Regions from separate parts of the Homo sapiens genome. Here region 2 is linked to region 1. A link is a loop called in an ENCODE intact Hi-C map of the cell type or tissue named here. Cell type or tissue: natural killer cell. All regions are shown on one strand. Links, peaks and the distances in the headings refer to the core of each region. The heading gives the core; the rest is flanking DNA.

The links. A loop is a pair of places that touch in the nucleus more often than their neighbours do. Peaks named below come from ENCODE experiments on the same cell type or tissue, not always from the same donor. Only the 100,000 strongest peaks of a DNase experiment are listed, where the experiment ranks them.
Region 2: it touches region 1 in a loop (12-fold over the local background); 2 of 110 quality-filtered maps call a loop at or near these places.

Annotation. Positions count from the first base shown.
Region 1 is chr18:63,151,669-63,159,452 of GRCh38, reverse strand. All of the region lies in intron 2 of BCL2 (BCL2 apoptosis regulator), which reads left to right. Among named protein-coding and RNA genes, the nearest start is that of BCL2, 160 kb to the left of the region's middle. RefSeq lists enhancers at 338-437, 448-497, 688-737, 1,478-1,527, 4,219-4,368. In natural killer cell, for the core only: CTCF peaks have their summits at 3,666 and 3,871 (motif pointing right); DNase peaks (open chromatin) are centred at 3,042, 3,862 and 4,082; H3K4me3 peaks cover 1,047 bases; H3K27ac peaks cover 2,130 bases.
Region 2 is chr18:63,359,961-63,366,093 of GRCh38, reverse strand. It overlaps KDSR (3-ketodihydrosphingosine reductase), which reads left to right. Exons shown (of 10, transcript NM_002035.4): 2 at 3,226-3,315. LOC124904317 (a long non-coding RNA gene) reads left to right here. Exons shown (of 2, transcript XR_007066400.1): 2 at 965-2,401. Among named protein-coding and RNA genes, the nearest start is that of KDSR, 4.2 kb to the left of the region's middle. In natural killer cell, for the core only: no CTCF peak of the experiment used is centred there; a DNase peak (open chromatin) is centred at 1,933.

The DNA.
Region 1 (7,784 bases), core at 2,842-5,341:
AAATCCGTTTCAGAACTTTTACTTGGGAAAAATTGCTTTTGCCTAACAGGAAAAATAAAACATAGACTCCAGACGCAGTGATGTTCGTGTGAAATTAAGAAAACAGAGTTAATGTTGATGTCTTAGTGGAGGCGAAGGTACGCTTCCTTTCTCTCTTTTTCCCCCTTTTCAAGGCAAATCAGAAGACCGGGTGTGGAAATTCCTGCAGGTTTGCTCTGTGTCGGTTTGCACGTTTGTAGATGGAGTTTCATGCTTTTTCTCACTAGTCAGTCTTTTTGTCATCATCTCATCTTGAAACTAGAGAGGAAGGGAATGGAAGGGCAAATTGCTAATATCAGAGACCTCTGGAAATTCCCCTTTTATGGTACATGAGTATTTAAGAACAGTTCTCTTTCAGTTGTGTTTTTGTGATTTTGGTGACACTCAGTGGGCCCAGCCCTGCCTCTAGTCAGACTCCAGTGTCCTTCAGCAGCTCTCTAGGGCATGGGCTGGAGGCAGTGGGATGGGGGGTTAACGTGAATTGCACTGCTTTGGAAAAACAGCCCAAGAGAGATCCTTTTTTTAAAGTAGATAACCTGAGCATAAATCTATACTCACATGATTTTTAAAAATTAACTTATCTAGCATCTTTTATAAACTGATAAATCTCTCATGAATTAATGACTCACCAGTGCCTAAATGGTGGGCAGACAGGCGGCGCTATAAATTTCTCTTGGCATTTTGTGTGTCATTATATATGATAAGTTCCAGTAATGGCCTGGCTTCATTGAAGGTTATTTTAAAGGAAGAAGCTTTTTATCCCACATGGTTTCAGGCAATACCTTATTGAAGATGACTTAGACCTTGGATTCTGGGGTTGGAACAGGCTTGTGTCCACTGCCTAAACAGGGCCAGCACAGCTTCGTGGGGGGCCTCTGGAGGAAGGGGCCCCAGGAAGGAGTCAGGTCTTTCTGCTCACTGGCTGTCAGGCTGCCTGGGGGTCTCGGAGGGTCCAGAGCAACTGATGGCTGGTGTGGAGGAGAGCGTGTGACAGCCAGTCCCAAGGCCAGGCTATGAGAGACTATGCTAATTAGTGAAGTCCCTGGTAGGGCCAGGTCACTCGGCCACCAGGTAAAAAGTACCAGGTTATTTCTGCCTTGGCAGAAGGAGAAGGTGCATGAATATTACTCATTAATACGCCTCAAGGAACCACTAGGTTAGACAACAAAATACCTTCTGCATCCACTCCCCTATTACTTCCTCACTCCCCAAACATCCTTTCAGTCTGCTCCTCCAGCTTGAGAAACCAGGAGGGTCTTCCTACCGAGTGGTGCCTCCCGAGCCTCTGGGGTACAGCTTGTGACCCTCCTCAATCAAATGAATCCCAGGGTTCCAGGCCAGGTGAGTATAGATGGACTTGGAGCTTTTCTTATGAAATGTCTTGAGCTGAGTTTCTTTTTCCTGCTACGCCGAACTCTGTATATGTTTGTTTTTGTTCTAATTTTGGCTTCAGAAAAAAAAAAGAAGAAAAGAAAAGAAAAAGAATGTTTGGGTACAGTGTAAAAGTTTTCTCAGATCCAGATTGGAAACTCCCTCATCACTCTGAAACCGGACAGGTGCTGAGCGGTATTTGTTTCTCTGTCAATAAACAGCACGTACTTGGCCTAGACATAAACTCCTGCGGGAGCAGTGGTGCACATGGGCCTATTTCAGTGTTTGGGAAGGACTGAAGGGCCCTGAATTAGGAGGAAGGTCTGCTTCTCACCCCTTCTCTTTTGATCTTCTGATAGAGACCACATAGTGTTCTCTTCATGGTATTTTGATGGCATATGGCGTATAAACACAGGTGTGACCTTTACACAGTGCACTGCGTTACAATTATAATAAGTGAGAGGAGATAAAGCCAGCTGGAGTTTAAGGTTAACGCTGAAAACAGCGAACGCTAATTTTCACTGAAAACAATGTCACAGAGCAAGGCGTAGGTGCCCCTTTTCAACTGCCGCGTGCATGGTTCTATGAACAGCCCCAGGTGAAGGGTTTCCATGAAATAAGCCACCTCCTGGGGTACAGAAATACTTAGTGATGCATCCTCTGAGGATCCCCTTTGGGACCACCCTCCTGGGCGGCATATCCCAAATCCTTGTTTGGATGGGAAGGGAGCATTAGGTAACTTCACTTGGAACAAGGTACCATGATTATGTCTGGTCCTGTTTTCCGTGCTGACAGGCAGTTCACCTCTCCGGGACTCAGTGTCCTTGATTTTAAAATAAGGGACTTTGACCATATTCCTTCAGTTTCTTGCCTTCTGGTTTTTTACACAAGAGGCTCAGCCCAGAAGCCTAACCCCAGATGCATACTTAATTCCTCGGGAAAACAAAATATTTGTCAGACCCACAATTAACTTAATTGTTTATTTGTGCAAAGGCTTTCTTGTTTAGTTCCAGGACTTGCTGTTGAAATTTGAAAAAGGGTGGCCCCAGATTCATGTTCACATGAGTAGCTGCGGTAGCTACTCACCAGCTAGCTCCTGGGAGAGAAAATGGAGAAGAAAGCGAGGGAAGAAAACGGAGGGCAAATTCTCCAAGGTTTACTCCTCCACCAGAGAGACGCCTCCTGGGCAAGCGTTTCTACCTGGATCCCTGGCTGCCCAGGAAATTGGGGAATGAGGGCTTTGGGTGTGGAGTCCCCTTGGCCATTATGAAGTCCATGGGGTTGCAGTTACTGAGCAGAGTTAGAGGCATTCCTGCACCCCCACCCCCAACCCACAACGTCTGGACTTGGGAGGAGATTCCTTGGCTTCTGAAAGAAGCTTCTGTTTCTGTTTACGTAAACATCAGGTGGACGGGGGAGGTGGACGCCAGGGTGGGACGTTCTTGCAGTGCTCAGATGAGGGTGAGACTGGAGGGGCCAGTACAGGTGTTGGGCATTTGGGTAGCACCTAACAATAATCTAAGGCAGTGGTTCTCCATGGGGATGACTTTGCCTTCCAGGGGACATTTGGCACGGCCTGGAGACATTTCGGGTTTTCACACTAGACAAGGGTTTCCGCTGGCATGTCGTGGGCAGAGGCCAGAGAAGCTGCTAAACATCCTCCAGTGCACAGGGCAGCCCGTCCTCCCCACAACAAAGAATTACCTGACCCAGAATGTCAATTGATCTAAGTTCTAAAGCCTACTAATAGTTTGTAAGTTGAAAGCACTAGATTGACACAAACGGGAAAAGTTATTTGCAGTTTATTTTCCTGAGGGACAATGGGCTGCCACTCCCTTCCATGCTATTGCTGGGCAAGACTCTATGTTGGCTCTTGCTTTCTTCTCCTCTTTGAACACCCCCCTCCCCTGCCAGCCCGTCTGATGCCGTCCAAGCCTTTTTTTTTTTTTTTTTTTGGCTTCTCAGCAAGCCTCATGAATATTAACTGGGACACTCAGGGCTAAAATGATCTCTGGTCTTACTTGAGAAATGCCCTCAAGCAAGAAAAAGAACAAGAGTCCCAAGAACACCAAGTGCCCCTCACCTTGGTCACACCAATGGCCCACACTGGCTGGGGAGGCGGGGAAGGGTCCTGGGAGAGGGAGGATGGGCCTCTAACCTCCAAGGAGAACATGAGTGAGGGCCCCAGGAAGGGAGAGGGTGCGACAAGCACTCTGGAGAAAGAAAGGAGAGGGTTCAAGGTGACCCTGAGCTCGGGGCAAGATCTGCAGGGCCTGCAATTGGCAGAGTGCCTGGCATCTGGCCAAGCAGCCCTCCCTCTCTCTTCCCCGCTCCACCACCTGCTCCTGGTCGCTGCATTGCCGGTTCCTCCCAGCCTCTTCTCACCTGCTCGCTCTAACGTCCGTCTCAGCCAACAGCCCTACTCTTCCCTCCCAAGCCAACAGGGGGAAGCAGAGAGCAGCAGAACAGCCTAAAGGCAACAACGGCAGTCTCTTTACCGCGCCCACCCTGCACTCCTGGGCCCCTGTGGCCTCCACCCCAGCAGCTGGACCCTCCGAGACCCTCCTTTTCCCACCAAGCTCACCCCCACTAAGGGCCCTCCCCACGCAATGCACAGCACATTCCACGCCCACCCGACATCAATCACGTCCTGTCTCGTGACTCATCCGATACTGTTGACTTGCTGTACAGTTTCTCACCTTTGCAAATGAGATTTGTCGCCTCCTCAAGTTGACTGTCCCTGGAGGCCAGGAGACGTGCTGTGGCCCTGCTGTCCCGAGCCTTTCTCAGAGTCTCATGTTCAGCTCAGTTCTGTTGATTGGGGACAAAGGACACTGCCATTTGCCACCTCTGCCCGCCCTGTGCCGACCTCCACCAGACGTTTGGCATCATGAGCCCGTGTCGTTCTCACCCCAGCCTTTGTGGTTGATGTTGTAGCGTCCTCTTATTCTTATAGATGAATAAGTTGAGGCTCAGAGATGTTAGATATCTTGGGTAAGGTGAAGCTGTGACGACTTGAGAACATAACTGAACGTTCTAGGCTCCTTACCCCACACGGTGTTGCCATTCCAGTCCCAGAAGGTCCTGAGGTTCTTTTGAGATGTGTAATGAATCCATCTTCCTTGAGCATAACACAATCTTTATGGACCTGTTTAAATAGTTTTAATTTCCATGTGTTTACTCATTCATTCTGCAAACATGCACACAGCTTTTACAAGGTGCCAGGCACTATCAGAACCTGGGAAAACCAAGATGAAGAAAATGTAGCCAGTGCCCCCAAGGAGGAGAGAGACAGGTGGCAGTGAGTTCACTGGTGAGCCTTGAGGGGGCAGAATAAGAAAAGGGCATGATGGGGAGGTGGGGGCTTGGTCAAGAAAGGCTTCACAGAGGAGGTGGTATTTGAGCTGAGTGTGGAGAGGTGTGCAAAAGGCAGAGTGGCATCCCAGCCTGAGGATGCATGTGAGCCAGGATCTGTAGAGGAACGAGGCTGCAGCTGATGCTGCCAGTAATCACATGGAGTTCAAGGCAAGCAGTGGGTGTGGGGAGAGGGGAGTCTGGAAGCGTGGGTCAGGGCCAGCTCGCCCTGTGGATAACAGGAGCCACTCAGGGCATTTGGATAAGAGAGAGGGACGCAACTGCTTTGTGGGTCTAGCAGACACCCTGGGAATACTCCAGAGGGAAGCTGAATGGGGCAAGATGAGGGAAGATCGGTTGGGAGCTTCTTGCCACTGTCTAGGTAAGCCATGCAGTGGGGTGAACAGAAGTGGCTTCTGTAAGACCAGAAAGAGGAGACATCCTAAGAGACTTCTGTAAGGTGGAGATGACAGTGATGGTGTGTCCATAGGAAAAGAAGAGGGAGGAGTTGAGGATCACCCCGGTTTTTCTGCTAGGATATAGGCTGAGGGCTGTCAAGGGGGCTGATTAGACCCTTAGAGGCAGATTTTGGGAAGGTGTAATCAGTTCCCTTTGTGCTGTGTTGGGTTTGATGTACCTGATGGATATGCAGATCTGTTTGGTCGCAAACTAGGGTTTGAGGTTCAAAAGAGATTCAAGAGTCATGAGCCTAAAGGCTTCACAATAGGGTTATAGCTTAATCCTTTCTGTACTATGAAGACTTCATGAATGTCCCAAAATCCACATTCAGGCCTGCCCTTCCCAGAGTCATCATTGTCTTCTAGAAGCCTAGTTTGTCCCATTTCAGCTGCCCTCCTCTGGACTCACCACTGGCTTTTTGGAGTGGCCAGGTCTGTGTAGAGAATTCTGAATGGACCATTCCAGGTGGGGACCTCATGGCTTAGTACAAGGTCCGATGTTCTTGCTGTTGGGTAGGAAATCCTGCCTTGATGAGTCTCAGGATTTGGCTGGCCGCTCTGCCCTGACGATTTCAAGAAATCACTTCTGCTAACTCCAGAACTCTACTTCCAGGCCCCTAGCTGATAATATACAGGTATTGAGCTTCATTTGAATTTTTTCTTTAAGAACTTACCTTGACTAAAGATGTTAGAAAATAAGATCCTAAAATTAAAAATTACGGACTCTGCAAAAAGAGCTTAACTGGCTTCAAAAGTTTCACACAACTCCTTTCATATATGCATTTTCTGTAAGCTACTTGTAAATAAAGAAGGTACCTAGGAAAGGAAAATTGCCATCTCTGACAGTTCAATGCAAAAATGAGAGAGGAATGAGAGGGAGTCATGACTGAATTTTAGTGCCTTTGCTGCCAGGCACTTCACAGAAGTCATTTCATCCTCCTGACCACTCGACAACTACAGCCTTTTATTTTTCTCTGTTTTATGAATTCATAAATTTAGGCTCAGGGAGGTTAAATAACTCATCTAACATGAGTTAGATTTAAGCATTGCAGAGAACGAGAGGAGAACTGATAACTCATTCAACTCATTGACGAATCTAGTAATTTGCAGAGTTGAGGTTCAAGCACAGATCTGTCTGACTCTAATGTGTGTGCTCTTTCCTCTCCAATGCTACTAGCATGGGTGAGCTGTGAGCATTCTGGAGAGGGTGAAAAGTGGGAGGCAGAGGCAAAAGCTGAGTCAAATAGTTTTCTCAGATGAGAGAGAGTGGGCAGGCAGTGGATATTCGTGCAAGCAAGTTGGACGCCGTCAGAAATCTGAGCTGAAGTTATGTGGGTATACTCACGTCTTGTAGTCTCCGCTGAAGGACCCATTATCAAATAGGTGGAAAATACAAAAATTGAAGATATGGTGAAGCATTATCACCTGATCAACCCAGCATCCTGCTCTCATAGGTGGTGTACAATTTCACCCAGCCCAAGTCATTATGTCTTCCAGGAGAAAAGGAGGCTCTAGTAGGCACTGAGGACAAGCACATGATAAGCTATTGTTTTGCCTCCTGGGAATACTTGGTTGGCCCTTTATTTTTTAGTAGCAAGAAGATTTAGGAGTAGCACTCTGTATGTATGTTGATTGTTTGGCTTTGTACACAAATGTTAGAAAATTAAAGAATAGATTTGGTCATTGTCATGTCTGTTTGCCCTCACCAGACTTGACTTAGATATGGTTCTTTAAAGTCTCAGGCATTTTAGAATAACTTTGGGGAAGGTATTTACGAATTAATTTTTAAAAAAACTCTTTCATTTTAGAATTTTCTTAAAAGAGATATGTTTTTAAAATTTCAAATACCTAGAATTGGGCAAACGAGGTGTTGCCAAGTAGAGGCTCTGCTGAGCAAATAATGACCACATCAAAACACCAGCCCCAAGGAAGCAGGCTCCGATTCTGCTCCCAGAGCAGCACATTGGTGTGGTGTCAAATGCATGTTTCTAAAGAACTCAAACATTGTTTTCTCTTAGTTAGATAAACAAACTCCTTGATGTCTATTTATGACTAGTTGTTAGTGAGTCTCTTGGAAGTCATACAAAGCAGTGAGAACAAGAAGGTGTTTTGCAGGTTGGCTTTGAGTAAAGACCCTCTGTTTTGATCAGGGTCTTGGATGCCCTGCTCAATCCCCTACTCGAAGTTCTGAGGGCATTTCTCTGATTGTCCTCCAAAACTGTCCTGCCAACTGCTATAGATTAAATAGGTAAGGAGCAGCTACTAAGTTTCCTTCTTCCCTCCCATGAAGGAGCCCGGCCATGAGATTTAGCCAATGAGCCCATTTAACTCTCTGTTTTCTAGCTCATTTATCCAAGGGTTCAGTGCACCACTGGAAACCTTCATATAACAGAAAGCCAGTGTTTGGGGGGCATTTGGTTTCAACTTGCTTGTGTTTGAGCATTTATATTTATAATAGTGCTAATCTCTAAGGGACTCACATCGCATTAAGAGCTTTATCTTAGGCTGCCACGGAAACTAGCATGTACCAACATGACTGAGAACTATGAGAAATTGGGCTGG
Region 2 (6,133 bases), core at 646-3,145, 210 kb before region 1:
AACCCGAGGCACAGTGAGGCGAGGAGTTAGGAGTAAGGAGGGTTGGTTACAAAATTGGCCGCACACCTCTTCCTGTCCTATCTCTGCACCGGAGATCCGAGCCTCCCCGCTGAGCTGGTATAAAATAAGATGGTCGTTTTTCTTAGTATGCTTTAAATCTGTACAAGGGTTTGTGAATGAGAAAATGTATCTGTTTAATTTCTCCTTTGTAAAGCTATTAGCTTTTTCCAACACCTCCTGTTCCTAATGGGGAAAGAGTGTGGATTCATTACAAAAAATAAATAAGAGAAAGGCAAAACTTGACACTCTAAATTCTGAAAGTTTTACATCCGCAAGAGAACTGCTGCCTCAAAAGCGTGGCTTTAAACCTTGGATCCTTTCAGAGCTTGAGTTTATAGAGCATAACTTTGCAAAAACTAAAGCTAAACGCAGAATGAAAATTGGAATTCCTTATTTGTAAGACAGTTTCACTGAGCCTTGACTCCAGTCCTTCCAGCCCCATCCCGCGGCAGGTCATAGGTGAGATAATAAATGCTGTGTCTGTTCAGGTGGACCAAGAAGAATTTATTTTTACCATCCCGCTTTAATACGCAGGATTATTATTTCACACTCTAAGTAATGTGAGAATGACATGAATAGTTCACATGGTGTCACCATCTGTCTTCTTTTTTAATGTCATAAGAAGAGTGAAAAGTGTAATTGTTCTTGAGATTTGTTAGGAGTTGACTGTGGTATTGTTGGGAGAGGGAGCTGATGGTTAAACTGTCTGCCCATACATAATTAAGAACAAACTTATAACAATTGTTTCATTTTTAAAACAATTTTATATACTAGTGTTTTCTATCTAGTTACGGTAGTAAAATTGCAGGAAAAAAGCAGAAAATCACCCACCTCAGCCTCCGAAAGTGCTGGGATTACAGGCGCGAGCCATCGCGCCCGGCCAACAACAGCTATATTTTTACAGTAATCTGCTGATAACTGGCTGATTACCGACCAAATAAATCTCTTCAGTGGTGGCAGGTTGAAGCTAAAAAGAAGTAAGGGATGCCTATGAGTCCCATAGAGGTAGGTGCATTTGCGTAGGAGACACTTCCCAATGATGTTAAAATCCTAACATGGAGTCAGAGATCTTCCTCCCAGCATGATTTATGTATAACAGTGAATATTAGGAAAAATCTAAATGTCTGGTTATAGGGAAACGTTGAAGTTTTGATGCAGCTATTTGATGAAGTATTGTGAAACCTTTTCGTTTTTTGACAAATAAGACATTACAATATAATTTTTTAAAAACAGGAGACAATACTATGCAATATTATGTAATTTGCATAGGGACAGTGACTAGAACGATATGGCCGGGTACAGTGGCTCACTCCTATAATCCCAGCACTTTGGGAGGTCAAGGAGAGTGCATAACTTGAGGTCAGGAGTTCGAGACCAGCCTGGCCAACATGGTGAAACCCCATCTCTACTAAAAATACAAAAATTAGTTGGGCGTGCTGGCGCACGCCTGTAATCCCCACTACTTGGGTGTCTGAGACAAGAGAATCGCTTGAACCTGGGAGGCGGAGGTTGCAGTGAGCTGAGATCGTGCCACTGCACTCCAGCCTGGGTGACTGAGCAAGACTGTCTCAAAAAAAAAAAAAGAAAAATAATGTTGCATTGTTCACTTATTCAGTGAAATATATAATATATATTGAGCCCTCCCCAGGCTAAGTGCTAGGAATATAGTGGAGAACAGAAAAATAATTGGTATTTTTAATGGAGTTTATGGGTAGGTGATAGGAGAGGTGGTTGTGAATCAGATAATCACACAAATAAATCTAGAGCTGTTTATTATGTGCATGTCATAAAGAAGAAATACAGTGCTGAAAAGTGTGTCAGTGTGGGGGCAGGGGAGACAGTGAAGGCTTTCCTGAGGAAGTGGTATTTGAGCTGAGATTTGATGGGCGAGTAGGTGTCAGATGAAGTGGGGAGAAGAGCATTCGTTGCAAGGGAAGTAGGATGTGCCAAGGTACTGTGGTTGGAGGGTTTTTACAGTAATCTTCTGCTGATAACTGGCTGATTACCCACCAAATAAATCTCTTCAGTGGTGGCAGGTTGAAGCTAAAAAGAAGTAAGGGATGCCTATGAGTCCCATAGAGATAGGTGCATTTGCGTAGGAGACACTTCCCAATGATGTTAAAATCCTAACATGGAGTCAGAGATCTTCCTCCCAGCATGATTTATGTATAACAGTGAATATTAGGAATAATTCCATAATTGAAAGCCAGTATAGCTGAACTGTAGATAGGGGTAGAATAGTGCAAGAAGAGCTTTACTTTTCAGGATTTCCTTGTGATTGTATATTACTTTTATACTAAGCAGTCATTTCAAATAAATATTCAGGTGGCCATTCTTTTCATCTGTTGTAGAGCTAATCTTGCATAAATGTGCATTAAGAAAATAAGATTCAACCAACCCAAATGTCCAACAATGATAGACTGGATTAAGAAAATGTGGCACATATACACCATGGAATACTATGCAGCCATAAAAAATGATGAGTTCATATCCTTTGTAGGGACATGGATGAAATTGGAAACCATCATTCTCAGTAAACTATCGCAAGAACAAAAAACCAAACACCGCATATTCTCACTCATAGGTGGGAATTGAACAATGAGATCACATGGACACAGGAAGGGGAATATCACACTCTGGGGACTGTGGTGGGGTCGGGGGAGGGGGGAGGGATAGCATTGGGAGATATACCTAATGCTAGATGACACATTAGTGGGTGCAGTGCACCAGCATGGCACATGTATACATATGTAACTAACCTGCACAATGTGCACATGTACCCTAAAACTTAGAGTATAATAAAAAAAAAAAAAAGAAAAAAAAAAAGAAAATAAGATTCATTTGGATTTGGAATCAGAGGCAGACTAATGTATTATTTATGAGCTAGACTTATAGGGCACTTTTCCACCAGTGAACTCAGAAAAATATTATAGGTGTGCAATTTATGGTTCCATAAGAAAACAGTCAAAGCAGCAGGCCTTGCTGATAGTATCTTTCATGCTTACACTTACTCCAGTCATTAAGTTTGGGATGAAGAAGTTAACAACAGCTAATCATTTAGTTCTTGTAGATTCATTTTAAGAGCCTGTCATAGTTGTTTTTTATAAAAACTTCCTACAGAGGGGAGATTTCAAGTGCTAAGAATATTTTATGATTTTGTTTTAGGTTACAGGAGGTTCCAGTGGCATCGGGAAGTGCATTGCTATCGAGTGCTATAAACAAGGAGCTTTTATAACTCTGGTTGCACGAAATGAGGTAAGGCTTCTAGGTTCATTATTACTGACTTGCTTCTTCGACTTGAAATTAGTCAAAGAGGCTGTGCTAAACATCTTAGCATTCACACCTAGAAAGCGCTTCTTCCTTGATGTGAGATGTGTTTCCTGAACTACTGATTCTCTCTAGTATTTAGGCCAAACACTTCTCTGTTGAAATCAGGTCGGCCCCACAAGTATTTATTTAGTACCATTGGCATATTAGGCAACATCATCATAGATACTGCAGATCCTGAGATGGGAGAGGCCAAGGTCTAGTTGAAGGAGCACACCTGGCCATTGGAAGCCAGGGAGGGCCCTTGGCCAGGTCAGAAGTGCTGGAAGCAGTGATTCTGGAGCTGATACCTGAAGGTGTGTAGGTGTTTCTCTATAATTTTTCACTACGATTTGCTTAGGACATGATATATATCTCTAGTGAAATCTATACACCATAGAGGAACCTCGTCCCTCCTTAGAAGTTTAGCAAAATGTGTTTTTCTGTATTAAGTCAACACAGAATCTGTTTTTATTTTTTGTCAGGGTTTGTTTTTGTCTTGCCAAAGTTGTTTTTAGAGCACAAAGCAGTGACACTGTGCACGTGAACTGTCATGACGTCCTCTTGCTCCCCATATGGGGACTGGAGGAAAGTGACCACACAGCTGGCTCGTCCGCTGCAGCAATTCTAGTGCTTGACACGTAGTACATGCTCAGACATGTTTGTTGAATGAAGAAATGAAGGGAGGAATGATGGAGTGCCTGGGAATGTCAGCATGGCATACTTCCATGGGGATCTTGGATTCACCCATGTGCAAGGAGGGTGATAGTATGGTAACTCCTCAAATGGGTGGAGGGCTGGACAGGACCCATTAGGAATGGTAGGCCAGGAAGGGCCTTGGGGGAAAATTTAAATAATGTCGCAGACTTAGTCTTGGACCTCTATAATTTCTTTTATTTTTTTCTTTTTTCTTGAGACAGCATCTCACTCTGTTGCCCAGGCTGGAGTGCAGTGGCATGATCTCGGCTCACTGCAACCTCTGCCTCCTGGGTTCAAGTGATTCTCCTGCCTTAGCTTCCTGAGTAGCTGGGACTACAGGCGCCCACCACCACGCCTGGCTAATTTTTGTATTTTTAGTAGAGACAGGGTTTCACCATGTTGGTCAGGCTGGTCTGGAACTCCTGACCTTGTGATCCGCCCGCCTTGGCCTCCCAAAGTGCTGGGATTACAGGTGTGAGCCACCACACCTGGCCTGGACGTCTATAACTTCTTTTGCAAACCAAGAAAGACAAAATTAGCTACCTTTTATTTATAGCTTGACTTTTCTAACAATGAATTTGCTTTGGCATTGAAGCCACCTTACATAAATGAAAACACAAATTTGATGAAATGGCATTTTGTGAGTTTTAAACACCAGTTTTGATGCAAGTAAATAAAAGTGGAGGCAGAGAAGGCCAGCATTTCAGGCCCCCAGGAGCTCATATGGGGCCCTTGCATTGCTAGAAATGAATGAACTGAATGAAGAACCTGTGGTGTTGAGTAATTCATTCTTTTTTTTTTTTTTTTTTTTTTTTTTTTGAGACGGAGTTTTGCTCTGTAACCCAGGCTGGTGTGCAGTGGCGCTGTCTTGGCTCACTGCAACCTCCACCTCCGGAATACCTGGGATTACAGGTGTGTGTAACCACACCTGGCTGATTTGTGTGTGTGTGTGTGTGTATATATATTTACATATATATAAAATATATATTTTTATTATATATATTATATATTTTATATATATATATATTTTTTTTTTAGTAGAGACAGGGTTTTACTATGTTGGCCAGGCTGGTCTCAAACTCCTGACCTTAAGTGATCCACCCACCTCGGCCTCCCAAAGTGCTGGGCTTACAGGCGTGAGCCACTGCGCCCGGCCTCACTGTGTCACCCAGGCTGGAGTGCAGTGACACAATCTCGGCTCACTGCAACCTCCGCCTCCCAGGCTCAACCAATCCTCTCACTTCAGCCTCTTGAGTATCTGGGACCACAGGTGCTCGCCACCATGCTTGGCTAAGTTTTTGTATTTTTGGTAGAGACGGGGCTTCACCATGTTGCCCAGGCTGGTCTCAAACTCCTGAGCTTGGGTGATCCACTCACCTTGGCCTCCCAAAGTGCTGGGATTACAGGGGTGAGCCACCATGCCTGGCTGAGAAATTCTTTCTTTTCTAATGTAATTTTTAATTCCAGTCTTTGCAAAGTCAAGCTGTATGTATCTTTAGTCATAGGACAATATTATTTCATTATAGACATATTCAGGTTTAGAAACTCTGCATGCCTTTTGGAAGAATTCGCCTCTCCTTTGGTTCCTCTCTATTGCATGATATTATTTAAGTTACTTTTTACAGCAAATTAAGATAATCTGATATCTGTTTTCTTGAGACTAAGTAAAACAAACAAAATTAGGACCTTGGAAGAATTACATAATTACACAGGTAACCTTGCTTAAGAGTATTTTATAGTAGCCAGGCCTAGTTTACCCAGTCTATCCAGAAAGTGATTCTTACTATGTTTGGGTTTATAGTAGAAGAAGAAAATATTGGACAAAAAGCAGTATTGACAGGGAGTCACACATACCCTCAACTTTGGGGAGCAGTACATATTAATAGAGTTGTTCTTGTCTTATATCACAACTAAATAATAAGACATTTATTAGAACTGTAGAGTCAGCCTCAGCAATTAGTACTGTTAACTGGGATTTTGAGGTTTATCTGTTTTCTACTATCTTTCTCTAATTAATTTTCAAACTTTTATCACTTATTCATAGCTTAACATACTTCACAACTTCTTT